2 separate regions of the Homo sapiens genome follow, and region 2 is linked to region 1. A link is an interaction called in ENCODE POLR2A ChIA-PET data of the cell type or tissue named here. Cell type or tissue: CD4-positive, alpha-beta T cell. All regions are shown on one strand. Links, peaks and the distances in the headings refer to the core of each region. The heading gives the core; the rest is flanking DNA.

Region 1 (4,396 bases), core at 274-4,273:
TTCAGGAATCTTAAATATTCTACTTACAGATGGGATAAAATGTGTTCTCTGTCCATGGAACCAGAACATGTGGTGAGCACAATTCCCTGAAAAATAAAAATAAAAAACCCACCCTGTCTCTACATTCTGTGCATTTTGCTGTCTGTATGTTCTTGAATTGAAAGATCCTCTCTACCAGTTCTGAGAAGCAATTTGTTATTTTCCTCTAAACCCCTCGGTTGTGGCGAGACTTTCCTCCCAGCTGAATCGGTCTGCTGCAAGAATGTACTTGCGTGATACTTAATCCCTTAGTGGGAGCCCAGATAGAGTTTCTTGCCAGAACTAGAGATTGCCCCTTTTACAAATTCCCCTTTCTAAGCAAGCTATGATAACCCACATTTGGGGCCTGCAACATCCTTTCAGTGCATTTTTAAACAAGAGAAAAGGGCTCCATCTTGTATCATAAATTACAGTAACATCCTTTCTAACCACAGAGGTGCAGTTCACATGAGCAGAAACAGTCTATTTCAGGATCTCATGGGTAAGCTGTATACCCATGAACAACTGTATAAAGTAACTGTTTATAACTCCTAGACCAGTGGCACTCTGGTTAACTGGTTCTAGTGGGTGGAGGCAGAGGAGTCTTGGTTGTGTTTGTCAGTTTCCACGGTGTAAATATTCCCACCATGTCTAATTTTAGACTGCAGTCTGTGAGGATAGAGTTGAAAAGACATGTGCAAAATCAGCTTTCCAGAGCCAGTACAAAGAGTTCTGATGCACCACATTCTCAAACCTTCCTTTGACTTGAGACCCAGAACCGAAATCTCTTGAAACAGCAGCATCCTATTCTTTCTTGGACAAAGTTAACAAAAATGAGGTTTTGTTACAACCATGATATCTTGTCTCCATCACAAAACCCCAGAGGCCTTGCTAATTCTTTCCAAGTAACAGAATTTACCTAAATTGTGCCAAAGTTAATATTAAACCTCAATCACTGTTCTGACCCAGGGCATAAACATCCTGAGAAATCAAATGCTTTTTTGTATTAAATACATGTGTACGCACACACACAAGCTCACACACACATGCGCACACATACACACACAAACACAAGCACACACATATATACAAGCACACACACACACAAACACATACACACAAGCACACACATATATACAAGCGCACACATACACATGCACACAGGCTCAAACACACACATGCACATACACGTACACATGCATTCACACATTTACATACACATATACACAGGCACACAATACACACCTGCACACATACACACACATATACACACACAAAGCATCTCATTAGTGACTCCCTGCTGTGAAAGGAATTTTATTTAAAAATAATTGTCACATGTACTTTAGGACTTGTAATTATTTTAACAAAATGTTCTTGTCATGTTGATGACATTCTAATGACATGTTATTGGTATTTTTGTTCTCCAAATGCGAATGTTTCCCAGGAAACTGACCAGTGGGAAGGAAGGTGGGTGGGGAAGTGAAAGTGTGTCAGAAACTGCAAGTTAGAGTTCTGCTTAACTCAGTTTAAGTTCTAGGGTGACTAACATTTTCTAGGGAGGAAGAGCGTTCTGGTTTCTTAGGAGTAACTGCAAACCCCTTCTCTGGGATCCTCTGAGCTTCCTCTGCATCCTGAGCAAATGCTTGTGACACAGAGTTGGTGCTTTTGATTTCTTTATCTGATTATCCTATTAGATCAGGCTCTTCATCAAGTAGCTGGCTTCTTTATCTCTTTAACACTCTCCAGTGTCCAGAAAAGTACCTGAATTTGTGTGTGGAACAAGTGACATGACTTATTTTCAAAATGAAAATGATACCATTGAGATTTCAAGATTCAAATGAGCTCATATTTTTTATGAATTCATCCTATGCAATTCAGCCCCTTTTAAGGTCTCTACCGTGGCAGCCAACTCTGTTGAAAGTAGCATGGGAGAGAGTGGTTTTTGCAGATGGCTCAAGCAAATGACAAGGGGGTGATGTGTGGGTTAAAGGCAGCAGGTTAATAGTGTGGGCAGAGAGAGGAATGTGGAACGGAATCACAGCTTTGTTGTGGCACTGAATCGCTGTGAGCATTGGTTTGCTCAGCTGTAAACTAGGCTCACATCTAAAGCCTAAAGACGTTGTAAAGATTAAATGAGATAATACGCATGGAAGGCTTAACAGGCTGACTGGTCCAGGGTCATTTTCACTCAACAAATGTAGTTCCTGTCCCTGCCTTCCTCCCTCCACCAACTACCTCTTTTTTTTCAGTTAAGTGTGTTTTTAAAAATTGTGGTAAAATATACGAGACAAAAATCTACCAGTCTGACCATCCTCCCCTCCCCTCCCCTCCCCTCCCCTCCCCTGTCTTCTTTTCTTTCTTTTTTTTAACAGGGTTTCACTTTGTTGCCCAGGCTAAAGTGCAGTGGCATAGTGACAGCTCACTGCAGCTTTGACCTCCCCAGGCTCAAGCCATCCTCCCATCCTAGCCTCCAGAGTAGCTGGCACTACAGGCATGTACCACCATGCCCAGCTAATTTTTCTATTTTTTTTTTTTTTTTGTAGAGATGGGGTCTTGCTATGTTGCTCAGGCTGATCTCTCAAACTCCTGGGCTCAAGCAATCCTCCCACCTCAGCCTCCCAAAATGTTGGGATTACAGGCATGAGCTACCATGCATGGCCTCATTGTAACCATTTTTCAAGGCATGGTTCAGTGACAGTAAGTACATTCACCTCATTGTGCACCCACCACCACCATCCATCTCCAGAACTTTTTCATTATTCCAAACTGAAATGCCATCCCTGTTAAACACTAACTCCCCGGCCAGGCATGGTGGCTCAGGCCTGTAATCCCAGCACTTTGGGAGGCCGAGGTGGATGGATCACAAGGTCAGGAGTTTGAGACCAGCCTGGCCAATGTGGTGAAACCCCGTCTCTACAAAAAATACACAAATTAGCCAGGCGTGGTGGCGTGCACCTATAGTCCCAGCTACTTGGGAGGCTGAGGCAGGAGAATTGCTTGGACCCAGTAGGCGGAGGTTGCAGTGAGCTGAGATCGCGCCACTGCACTCCAGCCTGGCTGACAGAGCAAGACTCTGTCTCAAGAAAAACAAAACAAAACAAAAAAAACACACTAACTCCCATCCGCCCCTTTCCCACCTCCTGGCAACCTCCACTCTACTTTCCGTCTCTATACATTTCACTATTCTAGGTATCTCATATAAGTGGAACCATACAATATTCATATTTGTCCTTTTGTGTCTCGCCTCATGCACTTAGCATAATGTCCTCAAAATTCATCCATGTTGAGGCATATATCAGTATTCCCCTTTTTTTTTTTTTTTTTGAGACCGGCTCTCACTCTGTTGCCCAGGCTGGAGTGCAGTGACACAATCACAGATCACTGCAGCCTCGACCTCCCGAGCTCAGGGCTCAGGCAATCCTCCCACCTCAGCCTCCCAAGTAGCTGGGACCACAGATGCACACTGCTACATCTGGCTAATATTTCCTATTATTTTTGTAGAAGGGGATCTCCCTGTGTTGCCCAGGCTGGTCTTGAACTCCTGAGCGCGAGTGATCCTTCTTGGCCTCCCAAAGTGATGGGATTATAGGCGTGCCACCACACCCAGCCCAGAATTCTATTTTTTAAGGTGGAATAATATTCCATTGCATGTATATATTACATTGTGTTAATCTGTTCATCTGATGATGTACATTTGAGTTATTTCCACATTTTCACTATTGTGAATAATGCTGTGGTGAGTCCTGGTGTACCAATATCTGTTTGAGCCACCTCCTTTTTCAAAAGTGTGTTTGACAGTCTTGGACTCCATTCTTTTTTTTTTTTTGAGATGGAGTCTCGCCCTGTCGCCCAGGCTGGAGTGCAGTGGCGTGATCTCGGCTCACTGCAACCTCTGCCTCCCGGGTTCATGCCATTCTCCTGCCTCAATCTCCTGAGTAGCTGGGACTACAGGCGCCTGCCACCACGCCCGGCTAACTTTTTATATTTTTAGCAGAGATGGGGTTTCACCGTGTTAGCCAGGATGGTCTCGATCTCCTGACCTTGTGATCCGCCTGCCTCGGCCTCCCAAAGTGCTGGGATTACAGGCGCGAGCCACTGCACCCGGCCTTGGACTCCATTCTTACCTAAGACATTGATGGTATGTGTTCCAGAACAGCCTCCAATCTCCCTCCTTAGGATTCCTTGAGTCCAGGAGTTCGAGACCAACCTGACCAACATAGCGAGACCCTGTTTCTACAAAAAATAAAAAATTAGCCAGGCCAGGCACGGTGGCTCACGCCTGTAATCCCAGCACTTTGGGAGGCCGAGGTGGGTGGATCACCCAAGGTCAGGAGTTCGAGATCAGCCTGGCCAACATGGTGAAACCCCATCTCTACTA
Region 2 (4,396 bases), core at 180-4,179, 130 kb after region 1:
TTACAGTAACTACCTGCTCTTACACAGGAACAATAGACAATCTGGAAATCTTGGAGGCCTTCTGGGGAACTAGGGTTAATCAGAAGTCAACATGTCGGGTTAGCTTCCAAGATGGCGCTGCTTTAGCCTCCACAATACGTGTCTTTGTTACTGATTGTCTTTATTACACATTATAACCCCTGTTAAGGGGTAGCCTTGGCTCATTGCTAGCAGTGGTTAAGAGACATACATATCTAATACATAAAAGTAATGACAAAAACCACAATTACTTTTCCACCAACCTAATGTTAATATTAAAACATGGCCCTTTAGAGCAATTCACAAGGCACACTAGCCCTGACACTGATGGGTCAGGTGACATTTCTTAGGGGAAGCACCTTCTCAACTGAAAGCCGGTGGCGAGTCCAAGTTGGCTGGATAAAACGTTTAAGCGGGAGGGAAGAGTGTGTGCAAAGACCCGGGATGAGGAACTATTCTGGCAGTTTAAGGAACTGGAATAAGTCAAGCCTGGCTGAGACACAAGCTCCAAAGCCTCTGGGAACCAGGTAGAATATATTAGGGTGAATCATATAATACTCAACAATTTTCAGACTATAAGAACAGCGATTACCTACGGTTTAGCCTAAGAGGATGGCTAAAGTGTGCTGTGTGTTAAAAACAAAAATGTAAACCACAACAACAGCAAGTTCCTTGATAAATTGTGGGGCAGGAAACATTGGGTCTCAATGAGCAGCCGTGGCCACTTGGGCTGGCGGAACATGTGGAGTGGAGCACCTGTGCAAAGGGTGGCCCCAGTGCATTGCCACCACAGACGCCCTGTGTGACTAAATACTCAGCTATGTGCATTTTTAAAGGGAAGTCCAAAAATAACACTTTATAGGTTGTCTTTTGATTTTAAAATGTTAGTGTGCTCTCTCTCTCTCTCTCTTTCTCTCTCTCTCCCTTTCTCTTTTGGCTAGGGGAGCAGAGTAGGGACCAGAGTATTTGCAGGCTGAATGTGGCCCCTAAACTACTTGAAGCCAATCTTTGGCTCAGAGTTTAGACTAAGGTGGGCAGGAATGAGGCACCTTCTGATTTTTTTAATTTTTAATTTTTAGGAGCACCTCGTTGAATGATTTTTTTACTTTTTCTTGCTCTGCTTGAAATCTTTTCCTTTTATTTTTTGAGACAGAGTCTTCCTTTGTTGCCCAGGCTGGAGTGCAGTGGCAGGATCTCAGCTCACTGCAATCTCTGCCTCCCGGGTTCAAGCAATTCTTCTGCCTCAGCCTCCGAAGAGCTGGGATTACAGGCATGTGCCACTATGCCTGGCTAGTTGTTTTTTTTTTATATATATATTTTTAGTAGAGACAGGGTTTCGCCATGTTGGCCAGGCTAGTCTCGAACTCTTGACATCAGGTGATACACCTGCCTTGGCCTCCCAAAATGTTGGGATTACAGGTGCAAGCCACCTTGCCTGGCCAGAAAATCTTTTCCTTCTAAAGCCCTCCAGTGGCTACTGCGGCACTTAGAATCAAGTTCAAATTCTTTGCCATGGTTTATAAGACTTCCCCCAGCCCTGACCTGATATACCCTGTAGCCTCTCAACTGTTGAGAGGAACCTCTTCTACTGTTCCTCCGTAACAGTGCTCTAACTGCACTTAACTTTAAAACAATTTTTTTTTTTGAGACGGAGTCTCACTCTGTCACCAGGCTGGAGTGCAGTGGCGCGATCTCGGCTAACTGCCACCTCTGCCTCCTGGGTTCAAGTGTGCCTCCCAGGTTCATTCAATTCTCCTGCCTCAGCCTCCTGAGTAACTGGGACTACAGGCGTGTGCTACCACGCCCAGCTAATTTTTGTATTTTTAGTAGAGACGGGGTTTCACCCTGTTGGCCAGGATGGTCTCGATCTCTTGACCTCGTGATCCGCCTGCCTCGGCCTCCCAAAGTGCTGGGATTATAGGCGTGAGCCACCGCGCCTGGCCTAAAACAATTTTTAAAACTCACCAAGTTTTTTTGCCCCAGGACCTTTGCACTGGCTGTTCTGTCTGTTTGATATGCGTCTCTCTTAGGTGATCACAAGGCTGGCATCTCCTCATTCAGAGTTCAGGTCCAATGTTATCTCCTTGGGGAGGCTGTGTCAAGGATCACCAAGTCACTCTCAGACTTGAGGACTTGCCAGGAGAACTCACAGGACTGAGCATCTAGTAGTGCGCATGACTCACGTGTATTGCAATAAAAGGACGCCAAGCCAAATCAGCGAAGGGAAAAGGCACTCGGGGTGATGTCTAGGGGAGACCGGGTGCAAGCTTCCAAGAACCCTCTTGCAGAGGAGTCACACAGGACGTGCGTACTTCCCCAGCGACAGTGGTGGCAACAGGTGTCACATGTTATCTACCAAGGAAGCTTATTAGAGACCCAGTGCCCAGGGTTTTACTGGGGGCTGGTGAAATGCATACCCAAATCCAGATTCCCAGAAGGAAAGCAGATATTCTGCATAGACTGTGTCGTCTGTACAAACAGTTTAGGCACAGTGAGCCATTCTTTCTTTTTCTGTTGGTTTGTATCTTTTTATTTCATAAATTGTTTTTACAACTCCCTATGGTTATGACCACCTAATGCCAAAGTAAAAATTTTGAATTGCCAGATTTTTATGAACTGTCAGAACAGTATGTAAAACTATACTTTAAAATAAAACTATAAAATAAAAAAATTAAAAATATTAAAAAAATTAAAAATAACTATAAAAGGTTGAGGGTCACCAATCATTCTAAAGAATAGAGACAAAAGGAGAAGCATATTGTTGTTTATTTAATATAATCATAAAAGTTCTGTAACACTGTCATTCAGGTAGAATTTGTGTCATTAGGCCAGGCGCGGTGGCTTACACCTGTAATCCCAGCACTTTGGGAGGCCGAGGAGGGCGGATTACAAGGTCAGGAGATCGAGACCATCCTGGCTAACACAGTGAAACCCTGTCTGTACTAAAAATACAAAAGAAATTAGGCGGGCACTGTGGCTGGTGCCTGTAGTCCCAGCTACTCAGGAGGCTGAGGCAGGGGAATGGCGTGTTCCCGGAAGGTGGAGCTTGCAGTGAGCCGAGATCATGCCACTGCACTCCAACCTGGGCAACAGAGCAAGACTCTGTCTCAAAAAAAAAAAAAAAAAAAAGAAATTGTGTCATTAATTATTAATGTCCCTATCTATTATCTAGGATTGACACTTTGAGGAAATTGACTGTTTTTGTAGATCCACTTCAGATAAGAGCTCATAGCGATAGATCTAGTGGCTTAGCTGCTTTAAGATTATCTCATGAAATGTTGCAATAAAAAATTATTTTTCGGCCTGTCGTGGTGCCTGTAATCCTAACATTTTGGGAGGCCGAGGTGGGAGGATCACTTGGGGTCGGGAGTTTGAGACCATCCTGGCCAACATGGTAAGACCCCGTCTCTACTAAAAATACAAAAATCAGCTGGGCATGGTGGCGGGCGCCTGTAGTCCCAGCTGTGCAACGCGGGAGGCTGAGACAGGAGAATAGTTTGAACCCGGGAGGTTGCGGTGAGCCGAGATAACGCCATTGCACTCCAACCTGGGCGACAGAGCAAAACTCTGCCTCAAAAAGAAAAAAAAATTACTATATATTTTGTCAAGTCACTCTTAATAGTTAATGGTGGGAATCCTCCTGAGATCCAAGCTTTCAGACAGTGGTCAAGGGCCCATAGCAAGTAGACGTTTCTGAGGAGGGCAGTCTCACACTGCTATTTAAACTCTTTCCTGCGCAGAGGGCTTCCCTGAGCACACCCCCAAAGTTACTCTCCCCTCAGTCAGTTTCTGATCTATAATTCGGTTTTCTTTTCTTCTTGGTCCTTACTACAGTCTAACATAATCCCATTTATTTCTTTGCTTACTGGTGGGCTGCCTGTCAGGTAAAGATGTGGACTTCTTGTGAGAGGAAACCACACCTGACGATTTGCTGTTTGAACCCTAGTGTCTATAACATTGCCTGGCTCAGGTAATCAGCGACCATTTATTAAATGAATTAACAAATGATTCACCTGTCCATTGCTCAAGGATAATGCTTGCTCCCTGATGGGACAAGAATGACTTCCTTTTACTTGTCCTAAGTGCTCCTCTTTCAGGCTTTGCACTTTGGCCTGTGGGTGCCCTGCTCAAGGTGTTGGCTGACTTGCTCAGCTGAGAGGCAGCTCTCCTGGGTGGGAACAGTCTAGTTTATCCTCTCCCTGGCCAGGCGGACTGACTCTTCTTTTCTTTTCTCTTTTCTTTTTTCTTTTCTTTTCTTTTCTTTTCTCTTTTCTCTTCTCTTTCCTTTTCTTCTCCCTCCCTCCCTCCCTGCTTGCTTGCTTTCCCTTCCTTCCCTCCCTCCCTCCTTCCTTCCTTCCCTCCCTCCTTCCTTCCTTCC

Evidence for each region. Peaks named below come from ENCODE experiments on the same cell type or tissue, not always from the same donor. Only the 100,000 strongest peaks of a DNase experiment are listed, where the experiment ranks them.
Region 2: POLR2A ChIA-PET joins it to region 1 with 5 read pairs; 8 of 35 experiments call an interaction of 5 or more read pairs at or near these places.

What each region holds. Positions count from the first base shown.
Region 1 is chr20:53,706,381-53,710,776 of GRCh38, forward strand. No RefSeq gene overlaps it. Among named protein-coding and RNA genes, the nearest start is that of ZNF217, 110 kb to the left of the region's middle. RefSeq lists an enhancer at 1,623-1,672. In CD4-positive, alpha-beta T cell, for the core only: no CTCF peak of the experiment used is centred there; DNase peaks (open chromatin) are centred at 351, 1,471 and 2,071; H3K4me3 peaks cover 220 bases; H3K27ac peaks cover 2,038 bases.
Region 2 is chr20:53,833,398-53,837,793 of GRCh38, forward strand. No RefSeq gene overlaps it. Among named protein-coding and RNA genes, the nearest start is that of BCAS1-AS1, 80 kb to the right of the region's middle. In CD4-positive, alpha-beta T cell, for the core only: no CTCF peak of the experiment used is centred there; a DNase peak (open chromatin) is centred at 2,284; H3K4me3 peaks cover 401 bases; H3K27ac peaks cover 161 bases.